Regions from separate parts of the Mus musculus genome. Here region 2 is linked to region 1. The links are chromatin loops, found by intact Hi-C in ENCODE. Cell type or tissue: left cerebral cortex. All regions are shown on one strand.

Evidence for each region. Hi-C counts contacts between places; a loop is a spot of excess contacts. Peaks named below come from ENCODE experiments on the same cell type or tissue, not always from the same donor. Only the 100,000 strongest peaks of a DNase experiment are listed, where the experiment ranks them.
Region 2: it touches region 1 in a loop (2.8-fold over the local background); 19 of 42 quality-filtered maps call a loop at or near these places.

What each region holds. Positions count from the first base shown.
Region 1 is chr8:40,385,189-40,393,188 of GRCm38, forward strand. It overlaps Micu3 (mitochondrial calcium uptake family, member 3), which reads left to right. Exons shown (of 15, transcript NM_030110.2): 15 at 1-1,120. Among named protein-coding and RNA genes, the nearest start is that of Zdhhc2, 35 kb to the right of the region's middle. In left cerebral cortex, no CTCF peak of the experiment used is centred here; DNase peaks (open chromatin) are centred at 3,472 and 3,947; H3K27ac peaks cover 1,213 bases.
Region 2 is chr8:40,184,684-40,192,683 of GRCm38, forward strand. No RefSeq gene overlaps it. Among named protein-coding and RNA genes, the nearest start is that of Fgf20, 98 kb to the right of the region's middle. In left cerebral cortex, a CTCF peak has its summit at 3,032; a DNase peak (open chromatin) is centred at 3,034.

The DNA of each region.
Region 1 (8,000 bases):
GTACTTTCAACTTTTAAAAGTACTTATGTAATATATGTTGTTGGATTTATGTAAATTTTTGTTTGTTTTTGCTGTTCTTTGTGTTTTGTTTTTGTACCAAAGCCAACAGAGATTCAGTTATTTTATTTTAACAGAAAATTAGAATTTTTTTTTTTTTTTTTTTTTTTTTACGAAAACACAGCAGTCATGTACTGATGTTAGTAACCACCACCCTGGGATTTCTAGTCGCAGGTGTGACATATGGAACTAAGAACTGTAACATGGGCTATTTAATATATGTCTATAGCGTCAGAACTAATGTAAATGGCCTAGAAGGTTGATGTATATTTATTTAATAGATAGGAGATAATGTTTTGTTTCTTGAAAAAAAGGACCACGTTCAAAATTGATCCAATCAGTCAGTAGTGATGAATCATTGGTATGTAATCCATTACATCAAAATAATGTGTCTTAAAAGAGAAAATAAAACTTTCTCTTGAAAACCCCACTTGAGAGACTGGCCAGCATGGGTCACCTCAAAGTCTGCCTGGCTGTTGTGCAAACTCAAGCCATCTTGGCAACTTAGAAGAACCCTGCCAAAGATAAAAACCACTGGGAAAGTACGTAGCTTAGTGCAGAGGGTTTGCCTGCCGTGCATGAGGCCTTAGGTTTAATTCCCAACTCTGAAAAAGAAAGGGAAGGCAAGAGAGGGGAAGGGAAGGGAAAGAAAGAAGTAGAAAAAGAAAAAGAGGAATCCTAGATTTTTATGTTGAAAAATAATTTTAGAATATTTAATAGAACTTTGGCTACCTGATAAAATTGGTTTATACAAAGGTACTATAAAATACTGCAATGAGTTTAATACATCTATGTATTGCATGTCAAAAGATTAATAGATTCGTTTATCTTCTTTTGTAAGAAGCACGTAGTACACACTGCATACACTCCAACCATTACTTTGCTTTTGCATAGGAAAATAGGAAACACTGGCTTTAAGTTATTGAATGTGAAATTGATCTGTATCAGCCTATTTGTAAACTGTTATTTTGGTGTTATTATTATTGATTATGTTTTCTAGACCTTTCCACATTGTTCATCTGATATTATTTATTGCACCAATAAAGAAATAGAAATGTGCAAATGCAGCCGAGTTATACTTACCCAATTTCACCTGCTTTGAAACTTTTGTCATCGATGGCTAGAGAGAGATAGCTACCTACACATTTATCATGTCTTAGGCCTAGATTGTTCTTGGTGTGTAGAATAATTGAAAAAATACAAATTAATCTTTGTCCACTACTTATATTATCGCACATACATGGAAACAAGGTTTCCATTGTTAATATGGATTAAAAATTAAATAACCTATTTAAAGATCCATTATAAATATGTCAGTGTCCCAAGAAAATAGCATAATATAGTCACACTAGTCCTTTTTTTTTCTTTTTGTATTTGATTTATTTATTTATTTTTAAATTAGATATTTTCTTTATTTATTACCAGGAGACTAATCACACTAGTCCTTATTGCTTTATTGTGAATGGGTTTGTTTATAAGGTGGCAAGATAATGTAAAAATGAGAGTAAATAAGATACGCTGACGAGTTAATATGGTGAGAGAACAGTGAACGACTGTGGCTTCCCTCATGTCACTTGTAACCCTTTCTGCCGATACAGTGGGGCAGAGATAACTCACTGGCGCTGGCTACGTCACCTGAAATGGGTTTGAATGTTTGCAAATAACACTGATAGAGCTGACTCCTGAGAGGCTCTCCTAGATCCTGAAAAACACAGAGTCGGATGCTCGCAGCCAACCATTGAACTAAGCACGGGGTCCCCAGTGGAGGAGTTGGAGAAAGGACTGAAGGAGCTGAAGGGTCTGCAGCCCCATAGGAAGAACAATAATATCAACCAACCAGTACCCCTAGAGCTCCCAGGGACTAAACCACCAAGCAATGAGTACACATGGGGGGGCCCATGGTTCCAGCTGCATATGGAGCAGAGGATGGCCTTGTCAGGCATCAATGGGAGGAGAGGCCCTTGGTCCTGTGAAGGCTCAGTGCCCCAGTGTATGGGAATGCCAGGACAGGGAGGTGTAGGGGGGTGGGCGGGGGAGTACCCTCATAGAAGCAGGGGGAAGGGAATGAAATAGAGGGATTCTAGAGGGGAAATTGGGAAAGGGGATAATATTTGAAATGTAAATAAATAAAATATCCAAAAAAAAGTTACTATGAAATTCATCTTTCAAGGATAATTTTGTCCACTTAGTGAAGGACAAGAAGTTAGTAGAAAAAAAAACAAAAACAAAAGACAAAACAAAAAAAAAAAAAGCAAGCACATGGAATAGGAATCTGAATGGGGAGAGATTTTTTTTAATTGAGACTAAGTAATAGGAAGAATAATTTTAAATGCATGTACATAAAGGTAAGATGATACTGTGTGTTTTCCTGTGAGTTCCAGATGGCAGACATGGTTTTAATGAGAATGTGGTGTGGTTTGCTGTCCTTCGCCAGTGCTGGGGAAGCTTGTCTGAATAACACAAAATTGTTACCTCAGCCTTTATCTCTGGATCACAGTATCCTGTTGTATATTCTTATAATTTATAATTTTAATATGCCCGTAAGTTCAGTGAAATGGTATGTAATGGAAAAAGTAGCAAACTCATTTATGGTGTTGATGTGAAATTACCTACAAGACATTTATATGAGAACACTGTAGGGTTTAAAATGTCTACTGAGCTACAGTTGTACTCCAAATATATTTTAATTACCTAGTACTGCATTGCAATTGAATTCATTATTCAGTGCTTCTCAACCTGTGAATTGTGACCCCTTTGAGTTTTGAAAAACCCTTTCACAGGGGTGGCCTAAGACCATTGAAAACACATACATTTACATTATGATCCATAACAGTAGCAGAATTACAATTATGAAGTAACAACAAAAGTAATTTTGTGGTTAGGGGGTCACCACAGCATAAGGAACTGTGTTAAAAGGTTGCAACATTAGGAAGGCTGAGAACCACTGCACTATATGTGTATACTTTAAAAGGCAAAGAGCTATAAAGTTTCATTTTTAGTCAAAATTAATAACTTTCTCCATTTCAATTTGCTAAAATGTTCATATATCTAATTTACCTGTCACTAATTCGTTAAGATTCATCTCTAAAACTGTGCATTGTTAATGAATTTGAACACATCTGACTGTACTAAAGCCCTTTATTATTCTGAAAAATCCCTGCAGATGGTTTTCATCTCACTGACCCATCATCACTCGTGGCCCCACTCCCTGGAATAGAGATGGCGTTCTGGGGCCTCCATCCCCAGCACAGCCTCTGTACCTTTCTCTTTCTGGAGTGAGAGTGCCCTGTAGCCCCTGAAGGAAGTTGCATAGTGAGTGAATTATTTAGCTCTGTGCCTTGAACGGTTGGGCAATAGTCCACGCAGAGACAGCTCTGCCTCCAAATTGTGAAAGCATTGTCCCATTGCGTTCTCAACAAGTTTGATGTCATTATGAGGCCTCACTGTTTTCCTTCCCTCCTGGAAGCTGCTGTCTTTGCTAATTCTGGTTCTGTAAGGTTTCTCCTTGCTGTGCCTCAATACAGGTTTTGTATCCATTGCTGGTGCTGTGTCTTGCACTCCATTACTTACGTCTAATTGTCTGATTTCAGTGTCTTTGGCATTTTCTCCTACTTCTTTTACTGCCTCGTTGTGTTTTGTGTGTTTGGGTATGCCTCTCACATTACAGGTTTTTGTCCAAATTCTGATGGTACTTTGCTGTACACTCGTATTTCACAGCACGTTGGAATCTGTGTGGATGGGATGAGCCTTTAATGGATGCATCCCACTCTCTGCTCTCCTGGCCAGCCTGTTTGCCTATAAAGCCCCTTCCTGTTAGCACTGACAGACCCTTTCTCTGGCTGCTAGAATTCTGCCAAGTAGTTCAAAGCTTCATTTCTATTTTGCTCAGAGCTGAATACAAAAATATCTTGACTCCCCCTTTCTTTCTCTGAGCTCTTCCATCTGTGCATAGTCTCCTTTAGAAACGTTGAAGCATTTCCTGCCAGCATATGATAGGAGAAGAGAGAAGGCAAGACCCTGAAATCCAAATGGTTCTGAAATAGTGCTCCGGCCAGCCATACTATACAGAGCAAGCTTGGGGAACTCAGCTGTGGGACCCACCTCCTTCAGAGTTCTCCCCGATTACAGGCAATTTGCATTCTTTGGAGCTAAGTTAGTTATCTATTGCCCATTTCGGAATATTTTTTTTTAAATCCTTTTCCATGTTTCTTGTCCATGACAAAGAAATCTTTACTTTAAAAAAAATGTATTTTTATTGTTATTTTAGTATCGTTTCAAGGAATAGCAGAAACGTGTGTTCCAGACAACATATAGTATTTAAACTAATATGTGTTCAGAATATATCTGGAAATATACATAAGAAACTTAAAAATGGTTGCCATTGAAGATTGGGAATTTTGTTATGTTTTTATGTTTATATTATTAAGCCACTGCTGAACAGTGTTTAATATTTTTAACACAACTGCATTTATGTTTTTGAAAGGTTTATTATTTTATCTTATATGTATGATGTTTACCTATAAGTCCGTGTGTCACCTCATGTGCTTCTGATGCCCTGAAAGTCTAGAAAGTAGAGTCAGACCCTCGGGTACCGGAGTTAGAATTAGTTGTGCTTCTCCAAGTGGATGCTCAGAGCCAATCGTGTGTCCTCTGCAAGAGCGCCAGCTGCTCTTAAACACAGCCTCACCTCTCCAGCCTCATATTGACTTCAAGGATCTTTAAAGTGTGGCTCATATTTTGATTATGTGTATATGGGGGAGGGGGTACCCACAAAGTCCTGAAAAAGGCAGCAGATAGTGTGTAGTTGGAGCTACACAGTTATGAGCCATACAGCACTAGTGCTGAGAACTGACCCTAGGTGCTCTGTAAGAGCAACACTTGATCTTTCTTAATCACTTCATTATCCACCAAGACAAGCAGACTCTTCAAAGTTTAGGATCTCAGCTCGATAAATATTTGTAATCACATTTCTTTGTAAGACACTAAGCTTAATGACAACTGTACTTCAGCATGGTGTTTCTGAGGGAATATTTCTAAGCAACAGCTTGACTCCAGCAGGTAGAGGAAGCAGGTAGCTTAAACAGATTACTATGATAGCAGGTTTTAGGGCAGGTAAAATGAGAGTTTAGGCCTGAGTGGAAGACAATGAAAACATCTACTTCATGCTGCTTATTGCTCTACGTGTACTGTGTGAGTTAAAAGTTCACGCTGAAACCTAAAGGTAAGTGCTGTGAAATCTATCCTCTTCCATGTCATCGCTCTGTGCTGAGAAGTTCTCAAGAAAGCGGGTATCTTATATACCGCTTGTGCCGTAATATTTAATTACAGTGAGTGTACAGAAGATTAGCTGTCTGAAAGATCCTTTTGAAATCAGATTGCACATCAAACCTGCTTTGTGCCCGCTAAGCAAGTACATTTCAGAAAGAGGAGAAGGTGATGTCAAGACTTATTGCAAAACCAACAAATAAAAGAGTGGGCTTTGCCAGTTGTTCAGCCTGTAAAAGCATAGCCCCAAATGTCAGCCCTCATTTGTCATGTGCGTTTCTGAAATGTACCGCAGCTCAGCCCATGCAAAGTATTCTTTAGCTTATTATTGCACTGAGAAATAAATTAGGAAACAAACCAATGCTAGATAGGTTATGCCAACACTTCAGTTTTCTCTGCTTCTGATACTCACATTGCTGGCCAGAAAGTTAACATGTGCGGTTTTGCTCCCAAGCACGTGGCAGCTTCAGAAACTAAACGTAGTTTCTATCCACAGTCGGTAGACCGCAACTGCATCATGGTGTGTCCCAGTGGTTATAGTGTCCAGGGATACCCTCCACCCCCGTTCAAAAACAAACAAACAAACAAAAAAAAAAGGCAAAAAGTACGTTTTAAAAATCTGAGAGCTGAGTTCCAGGTAGCTCAGAGCCTGAACTGGAGCGGCTGTAAGCACGCGGGGACAAGACAGGCAGAAGAGAGCCTTCGCCAGTACAAGAGTTGAGTGGAACTCGAACAGTAGTGAGCCTGCAAGCTGGGGGTATGGAGGAGCAGTTTGCTCTGAACCCACGGTTTTATAGTAATAATATGAAAATAATGTGCTTGAAGTAGCAATAAGTCTCCTCTGGATTAGAAATCTTCAGGGGTCCTGAGATAAGTATGCACAAGGCCCTATATGTGCCTTATGCACACACACAACAGGCTGAAGCAGAAAACAACATTTAGGAGATTTTCATAGATTACAGACAACTCTGTGTGTGTGTGTGTGTGTGTGTGTGTGTGTGTGTGTGTGTGTGTGTGTGTGTGCGCGCGTGCGTGCGTGCACCTATAAGTGTTGCTGGATATTAAAACAAGGGCTCACACTTGCTAGACAAGTACTCTACAACTGGGCTATATTCCTTTCCACATAACTTTTTTTTTATTAATTAATTAATTTATTTATTTATTATATGTGTGTACACTGTAGCTATCTTTAGACACCCCAGAAGAGGGCATCAGATATCATTATGGATGGTTGTGAGCCACCATGTGGTTGCTGGGATTTGAGCTCAGGATCTTTGGAAGAGCAGTGAGTGCTCTTAACCACTGAGCCATCTCACCAGCCCTCCACATAACTTTTTTTAAAAAGATTCTTATGTTGATTTTATGTGTATGGTATTTTGCCTGTAAATTCTTGCAGTTCCTGTGAAGCTGGAAAAGGGCATAAAATCCTCTGGAACGAGGGTTCAAAGGTCATTAGCTGCCCTGTAGGTGCTGGGAACCAAACCCTGGGAAACCGGCAAGAACTCTCACTGCTGAGGCATCTCTCCAGCCCCACGCAGAACTCTTCAAAAAAGACTGACCAATCCGGAACAGGCAAGCAACCAGGAATCCGAAGGAACAGCAGCACCGAATCTAGCCTCAGAGGATGCACATGTTTGTTAGGACGGAGGACAAAATCCAAAGGAGATACACATGAAATAAACCGAGGAACTGCAGAGAATATTTTCTTAAAAACTAGGCCAAAGAATACACATGGAGGGACCCATGGCTCCAGCTGCATATCTAGCAGAGGATGGCTTTATCTGGCTTCAATGGGAGGGAGGCCCTTCGTCTTGTAAGGCTTGATGCCCCAGTGTAGGAAAATGCCAGGGCTATGAGGTGGGAGTGGGTGGGTGGGTGAGTGGGGGAGCACCCTCATAGAAGCAGGGGAGGAGGGAGTGGGATAGGGGGTTTTTGAAGGGGAAACCAGGAAGGGTTGTAACATTTGAAATGTAAATAAAATAACCAAATTAAAAAAAAAAACCCTAGGAATTAAGTAAGTTTAGTTAGGTAAAATTTCTAGAAAATATTAGCTGAAATCTAAATCACACTGGATAGTTGTGGCCAAGTACGTGGTATCAAATGGATCTCCCACCATAAACAGCTACAGCATTGTACAGTAAACTATGTTCCCCTCGTCTTTCAGTCTGGCTTTCTGCCTTGGTGTCCACTGTAGGTAGTAAGAACTCAAAGGAGAAATAAATTGATGGAATGGCAGAAACGAGGCCACAATCCAAGGTCACTTTGTTAGTTTGGGGAGAGCACCAATGAAAACTACACAGAGAAGCCCCAACATCTGCTGAGTACCGGGAGCCATGAAATTAAGGCCAACAAAATCCCTACCTTCAAGAAAGTGGCATTTGTCTTAGTTGTGGTTTGTTGTGTGATAAAACACCGTGGCCAAAGAGCTTATTGCCACTTACACCTTATAGTCAGTCCATCCTCCCAGGAGGTCAGAAAAAAGACTTAAGTTGGGAACCTGGAGGCAGGAACTGATACAGAGGCCATGGACAAACACTGCTTGATGCTTGCACAGCCTCCTTATATACCCCAGTCCCACCTGCACAGCCTGCGTCTTGTATACCCCAGTCCCACCTGCACAGCCTGCGTCTTGTATACCCTAGGCTGACCTGTGCAGGAGTGGCACCTTCCACAATGGG
Region 2 (8,000 bases), 200 kb before region 1:
CCTTCATCTTTGTTTCTTGAAAATAGGGTGTTTGTTGTTGTTGTTGTTTTGTTTTGTTTTGTTTTGTTTTGTTTTGTTTTGTTTTGTTTTTTACGGTTTCTTAATAGTCAGCAATATGGAGGATGTGATAGTAAAGTCCATGACCTTGGAATCAAGTGGCAGTAAATGGAGGCAAGAATGAAGCCAAGTTTATACATCACCATGACTAATAATAGATGCACCATGTTGAGTACCTTCAGAAGCAACTGACATTTATCATTTTAGTACTACTTGTAATAGTAATAGTAAAATTCTTGTTAGTACTGCCCTCATAATTATATAAACATGTCTTACTCACCTTAGTGCATAATTAATTTTATCTACTATCATTTTTACTAATTAACAGTAATAACACTTGAATTTATCATTCTTCACAAAAGCCTCACCATCCCCCAAAATGCCACAAAAAAGGATGCAGACTTGTACTAGATGAAAGACTTGGCAAGCAGCGACCCACAGGGTCTCAGCTCTCAGTCCATGTAAGAGATCACTCAGCCTCGTGGAAGTGGGAGTAAGAAGTGGTAGTCCTCAAGTGGAAGAACACCACGGTTTCACAACCGGTGAGTCTAAATGACACACACACACACACACACAAATCTTTTTGTGCTCTCAGAACAGCAACACTACATGCAGAGAGAACGCATGGAAGGAACACCAGACTCCTATAAATATCTGCCCCAGTGGGGGAAATTTCATGCCAAAATGTACAGCACATGTTCGATGTTCTATCTTTTAAATCTTTAAATGTTCTCTTTCTAAAATGTATTGTTTTTATTTAGCTGTTTCTCTGTATTTTGTGTTCATGTGGGTGAGTGTTTTATGTGTCATGGCATATGTGGAGATCAACAGCAAGTTGTAGAACTTAGTTCTTTCTTTCTACCGTATGGGCTCTGAGCATAAGACTCGGGGCATCAGGTTTAACAGCAAGCACTTTTACCCCTTACCCCAGCTCACTTGATCGCTGATCTTTAAAATCTCTTTAGCAACCCCTACTTAAATACATTTACAAAACAAGTCTGTAAGGAATTACTTCCTCACTCAACATCTTCCTGTATTTTAGTGATTAGTTCACTAACTGGATCCAGTTCATTAACTGGCCTTCTCATCTCTTAAATGATTAGTTCATAACAGGATGTAAATTAGTGAAAATCTATCTAGAAATGAAAAGCATCATTCTGAGTGGCCTATTTCCAAAACTCAAAATACAGTGGGGCAATGGAAGTGGTAAATGGGAGGGGGGGAGACACAGAGTTACTGTATGAGAACTGACAGGTATTGGTAAAGGTTTCATTAGTGAACAGTTTCCTATACATTTTACAAATGGAATAAAACAAAGATGGTTAAGGGGTAAAAGGAACAGAAATCTTGTCCGAAAGAACTAGGGAGAGAATCCTGAAAAATTATGTGACACACATTACTATACAAGAAATGACAAACTTTTTTTTCATGAAAATCTAAAAAGTCAAAGTTGAGTTTCAAGTTTAAAACAACAATTTAAAAACTCTTGTCCAATCCCCCACCCTTGTTATAGTCTTTTACGTTCAGGAATTTCAAGAAATGCCTGAAGTTGTGTTACAGTGAATTGCCTCATTGTGTGATGTGCTTAGAGGTCTGTAAGAGCAGCCGTTTGAAATGAGAATTTTATACAGCAAGACTATCTATCTACTTTCACAGAGAAATCGATGGGTATCTCTCAGCATCTTTTGGCCACCCATGAACAAGTCAGAATATCTCTGATTTTGCAAATTAGTAGCAAATATAAAGTATTTATCACGTTGAATCTCACTTCTTTTTAGGTAATTTTTTTTTTCCATTTGAGGCCATTAACTGATCTGGGAGATGAACAACAGGAACAAAAATCTAACTTATTCCTTGAAAATGGATTGACAACTGGTGTGAATTTCTGCCTATCACTTTAAGATCAAGAAAGTGAATGCTAATAGGGTTGGTTAACTATCCAGTGTTGACTTGGTTCCAGTGTGTGGACCCTGATTTTCGAATAGGCAGGATCACATAAGAATGTCAGCTGTAAAGGTGAAAAGGAATCTCTATTCTCAATTTTCTGCTTTGATTCTTCCTTTATGTGATCTTTTGTTCAACTTCTTCTGTTCTCTTTCTTTACCCCGCAATGGCCCTGTCTGTCCCTTGGTCTGATTTCTCAGTTAGTGTCTCCTGTCTCCTCTTTCTATGCCCTCCTTTTCAAGTCTCCTAAAGGGAGCCCGCCCCCTCCCCCTTTGGTCTGAGTCTCCTCTTTAAAATCATCTTCAGACTCTCAGATCCTGCTTTTGTTTTGTTTTTGTTTTTGTTGTTTTGTTTTATTGGATATTTTATTTATTTGCATTTCAAATTTCCTGATGCCCCCCCCCCGCCCAGAATCCTCCATCCAATCCTCCCTCCTCCTGTTTCTATGAGGGCGTGCCCCTACCCACCCACCCACTCCTGCCTCCCCGCCCACTCCGAACGCGCCCAATCTCGTCAGATGCCGCTTCTGTATTCAGTGCTCCCCAGCTCACTTTGGTCATTTCTCTACCTGCTCTCCTTGCTCTATGAAGTCCATCTGTTAAGGTTGCTGACTGCTGGCAGATTATGTGCCTATACTAACCTAGTCTTGACCATCAAAATAATAATTCATGTGTGAACCTTGTGATTTTAGTCATTCGAGGACCATGTTCTCAGGAATGCAAAGCCGATCAGAACCATATATGTTGTACCGACACATTCCCAGAGTGGTTGTTGTCCGTGGTGGCGGCGGTGGTTGGTGGTGGTTTTGTTTGGTTTGATTTGGTTTGGTTTTATGTACTAGGAAATTAAACACTAATGAATATACACTTCATATGTATAGGACTATTTTTAGTACAGTATACTATTTGACTTTGGTCAAGAAATACCATCATTGGCTATGTTTAAAAAGAAGAGAAAAGGTAAATTTAACAAGCTTAAGGAATATAATACTTGGAATTTAGACGCTGCAATGATTTTCCTTGGATGTCTGCTAGATGGCGCTAGAGCATGTGTGTAGCATTGAACGGGACAGCTGCTCAGTAGAAAACGGGAGGCAAACAGATGCTTCCATATATTTCAGAGTATCAGATTCTGTTAGGAATTAAAGAACATACAATAATTAGAATTGCAAAAATCTAACACTTCTGGGAGGAATACGTTGTATCTCTGAAAGGAAATATCCATTAATATTTATTACATATGTATTTTTACCCTGAAGTAGCTTCATCCATATTTAGTCAGATACATTTTTAAAGTATTTAAAAAGTTTTATCCATTAGTTAATGATATCGACATTTTCTGTGTGTTTTAAAAGTTCTTCAGTCAAGGGAATAGCTTCCAAAAGCCTGAAGGAACTTGGGTTTCTAGTATTCTGCCAGCTTTGCCTTTGATCAAAAGTGGCAAACACCGTCTTTCAAAATTGCTCAATTCTCAAATAACTTTAAACAGTATCAGGGGACACACTTGATTTGGGCCATTTGTGTGATGTGCATTTAGACATACGTATATCTGCTCTGTGGATAACTATTTAGAAGTGAGTATTAATTACTTTTAAAACTTCTGTGATCAAACAACTGATAAGAAGTAGCTTAAGGAAGAAAGGATTTCTTTTGGCTCTCACTTCAAGGATAGTGAGACAAAGGGAGGGACAGCCACGGTGACAGGAACCACAGACATCTGGTCACTTTGCATCTGCAGCCAAGCAGAGAGAGACGAGCACTGACGCTCAGATCAATTTCTTCTTTTTATTCAGTCTAGGATCCCAGCCCATGCAACGGCCTCATCCACATCAACAAGGGGGTCATCCCATCTCATTTAACCTCATCTACAAAATCCCAAATAAATATCCCCAATGGTTTCCATGGTGATCCTGAACTTTGCCAAATTGACAGTCAATGTTAAATATTATAAATGGCGATATTCACAAGTACTTACAGACTTAACTGTACTTATACCTTTTGGGTATTTTAAAGTTTGATAATAGGCCACATTTATCAGCAAGTCTGCTGTGGAGGTCATGGGACTCCCTTCCACCTCATCAAAAGAGTGTGAGTTTAAAATGACCCATGGGCATCCTACTTAGCAGAGAGAGAGAGAGAATTAGTGTCTAGTAATTTTCAGAATATCTATTTTCTCATAGGCATGATATCAATAATATACACAGATAATTAGAATTATTTCCAATTTTTATTTTCAGAAAGTATCTGAGAATGAGGTGATTATAGTTGATATCCAGCACTTAAATATATTTTATAATTTGTCTGCATAGCAAATATATTTGACTAATTCAGATTTTTCCATTAAAGGGATTAAAATTAAGTCTGTCATTTGTAACAAACTCTCCACCTTCATTTGAGAATCCTTTTATATCCTCAGAAGTGCCTTGTAGAATCCCTAACTCAATAGACTTCTCCTGTCTTATTGGTAAAGCCTTTACTTTGTACTCAAAATACAGAATTTAAGGACACATTATCCTCTACACTCGACTCTACAAGTAGTGTAAATAGTTGGAATACCCATTTCATCAAAAGTGTCACATTCGTCTTCATCTTCTTGACTTACTCTAAAAGATGCAAATAAGTAACTCATGGTAGAAAGAGAGAGAATAAAAGGGACTTTCATCCTATTCTCTAACTATAGATCGTGTGAAAACTTCACAAGCTTTACAGAGTTGTTGATGAGCCAACTGCAAGGGTCTGAGGCCCCGGCATCTCATCCACCCATCAATCGATTCATCCTTTCACTCATTTATGTAATATTTATTGAGCACTCATTATGAACCAGAAACTTTTATGAGGCAATGAATTTTAAAATAAATTATAACAGTCTTCCAATACATCTAGAAATTCATAGAATGCAGTGGTCGGGGAGATGCTTAATCAAGCAGGTGAAACACGGTGAGATGCATGTTATGTTGAAGGTATGCATGGATGTTGGGATAATGGCAATGAGAATCCAAGATGGGCTTCCTGGAGCAGATAATAGATGACACAAAGAGGAATCCTCCAAGTCACCTTGACATGTGGTAGGAGCTTTAAGACCAAACATGCAGAAGAAAACAAAAATATAAAGAGAAAATACCTCAATAATAAATCCTCTCACTTTATTCACTATTATCAAATAATATAAAAATAGACCATAATGGAGTCTAAGAGCTGAGTAATATTCTGTTTGTATTTAACAATTTTGCTGAGATAACCATTAGAGTTATCTATTAATTTGTAAAAATTAAGAAGCCATTTCTTACTGTAAAGAGTTGTAAAGGCTACATGAGTTTATGCATGTGGTGCGTTGCAGCTATTAATTCCTTGCCATCTTTGGTTAATAGCCCCAAATACCAAAAAAAATAAAAAAATGACCTGGAGTTTGGAGAAACATCACAATGGAAAAAGTACTAGATATGATGTTAGAAGACTTGAATTGGTGCTCAACTTTGTTATGATTACTAAGTTTATTTATAACTTTGAGTCAATCGAGTACTTTTTCTTACAGAACCACGAGGGTAGACACCAGTGAAGATGGTGTCAGAAGCTTCTAATCACATCTGTGGATGCCTCAGTTTCTTCTTTGTATGTATTACTATAAGCATAGTTCATAAAAATAAAAATTTGTGTGAATATAAGTAATAAATTGGTTAAGTTGTTGAGGTCTGGCAACTAACAAAATATCTTAAGAGTATACACCAGGCTCTGACAAAGAAATACTTACATAACTTATAAAAAATAATTTATGTAGCTAGCAGCTCAAGAAAGCTTTTTAATTAAAAAGGAGGAGAAATAGTCACCATTTGACGCCAGATGTTCCACAACCTTTCTGTCATTGAAGGTTTGGACTTCAGAGGGACACACTGTTTGGGGGGATCCCGGAAGCTTCAGAAGGTAGGGTCCCAGTGGAGGGAATCAGGCTGGTATGGCGGAGGCTTTGGGAGAACCCTGGCCCTGGTCCCATTCCTTTTTTGCTCTCTGCTCCTATATTCCATAGAGTGGTGAAAATCATCATATTTTGCCTTATCCTATGCCCAGAATCAATGAAGTCAAATCAAGAAGCCATGAATTAAGACAGCTAAAATCTAGAGCCCAAAATCATACCTCCTTTAGCTGTTTCTGTAGTTGTTTTGGTCCCAGCAATGCAAAATTAATTAACACAGGAAGGAGAAGGGGGAAGAAGAAGCAAAAGAAAGACTGCTACTGCCAGAAACTTGGTAGATATTGGATATTTAAAAAAAAACTCAAATGTGTGACATTCTAGTTAAAAACTCTACTTCCGCATTCAAGCACTGGAAGGGGCCAGGTACTATAAGTGCCAAATTAAAAACATAAAGTATGCATTATTGTTATGAAATTAGAGCTGTGTCTATATAGTTATAATTAAGCTTCTCTCATGTGGTAGAGGCACATTTGGTTACTTTGTTAATGGTTTATAGTTACAATCAAGAAGAAAGATGAAACAAATACCTCTTAATATAATAGTCTAATTCTACTTCATCAAAGCAGGAAATTTTTTTTACTTAAGATTTCTTTACAAAACAAAATTTAAAACCCCATATGCCCACTTTATTGTAATTGTCTTTCTTTCCTATACATAAAGTGGCTAGGATCATGAGAATGGAGCACACTTCCCTTATAGACTAACCCAGCTTCTTATGCTTCACAAAGTCACTTGTGGGAAGAAAACAGAACTGTCTCTGAAAATAAAAGGCCTGTGTATCAGCCAGGGAGCTTATCTGATTAAGGAAAGACAAGAAGGTTTACAGTCCAAGAGCACCCCCCCCCCCCGCCAACATCGCCCCACAAACTCAGCAGCAGGGGATTTTGTCACTCTAAACTCCATTCACCAAAGCCAAGAGCTTTTCACCTCTTCAGGCATTATTGATGCTTAGTTGTAGGTATGCGGCCCAATCTCTGGAAAAATTCTGTGAACAAAGAACAAATACTGCCATTCAACAGTAACTTGGACTTTTTCTGCCTATGGCATGCATAAAACTGGAAGCCAGTGTCACGAAAGGAAGTGAAGTGTGTGTTTAAAAATATATCCTATAGCAAGGAGCCTCCTTCACGGAGGTTTCAAAGTAAGAGAAAATAAATTGGTACTAACAAAATTTCATCTTAATAAAAACATTTTTTTTTACATCTGTAAGTCTATTTGTAAGTTCAGTTAAGGAATTAATGAAATAAGTTGATGGGAGGTGCAATTTGCCTGAAGAAGAAGGATGAGGGAGGAGAGGATGGGAAGTAGATGAGGGAGATGAGAAGAAAAGGAAAGAGAGCAAGAGAGTGAGAGAGAGAGAGAGCAAGACAGAGGGAGAATGAGAGAGCAAGAGAGGGTGAGAGAAAGTACAAGAGAGAGAGAGTATTTTTAGAGTTATAAGACTTAAATTATTTCATTTTATATTGAATACAATGTTGGTAACTCCCATAATGGGTAAACAGGTGTCAGATCTAAGACTCATCTCTCCTGGGCTTAAAAACTCCAAAATAGCTGAAGTCAAAAATAGCTTGTTGCTTACTGCCTCTTCCGTGTGAGTATTATCTCTCAATGACCTGCATTGAAGATATTTTAAAAGTGAGAGTTCAAAGCCTGAAAAGACAAAATGGGGAGCAGGCAAATGTTTCTCCCCTAAGGCAGAACTTTTCTCCTCACCTGCCTTTGTTCTGCCAGAGTGCTCAGGGGTGCTCAGGAGTGTTTTTGTTATGTAAGCAAAGTGATAGTGAACCATTATCAAAGTAGCAGCTGTAGTTCAACTGTTTAGTCACCAGACTAACCACAGAAACTCCACATGGTTGAACTGGGATGGGAAATTAAGTTTCCATCTGGAGTCAGGACATGAGTTCTGTTTAAAGAGCCCTGTTCTCCCTTGAGGGTATGTAGCAGAGATGGAACATGATTTATGACAAAACAAGATATATATGACTGCTTTGTTCCTATGTTATCAATGAGAACTTCATCAATACAGGTAGAGG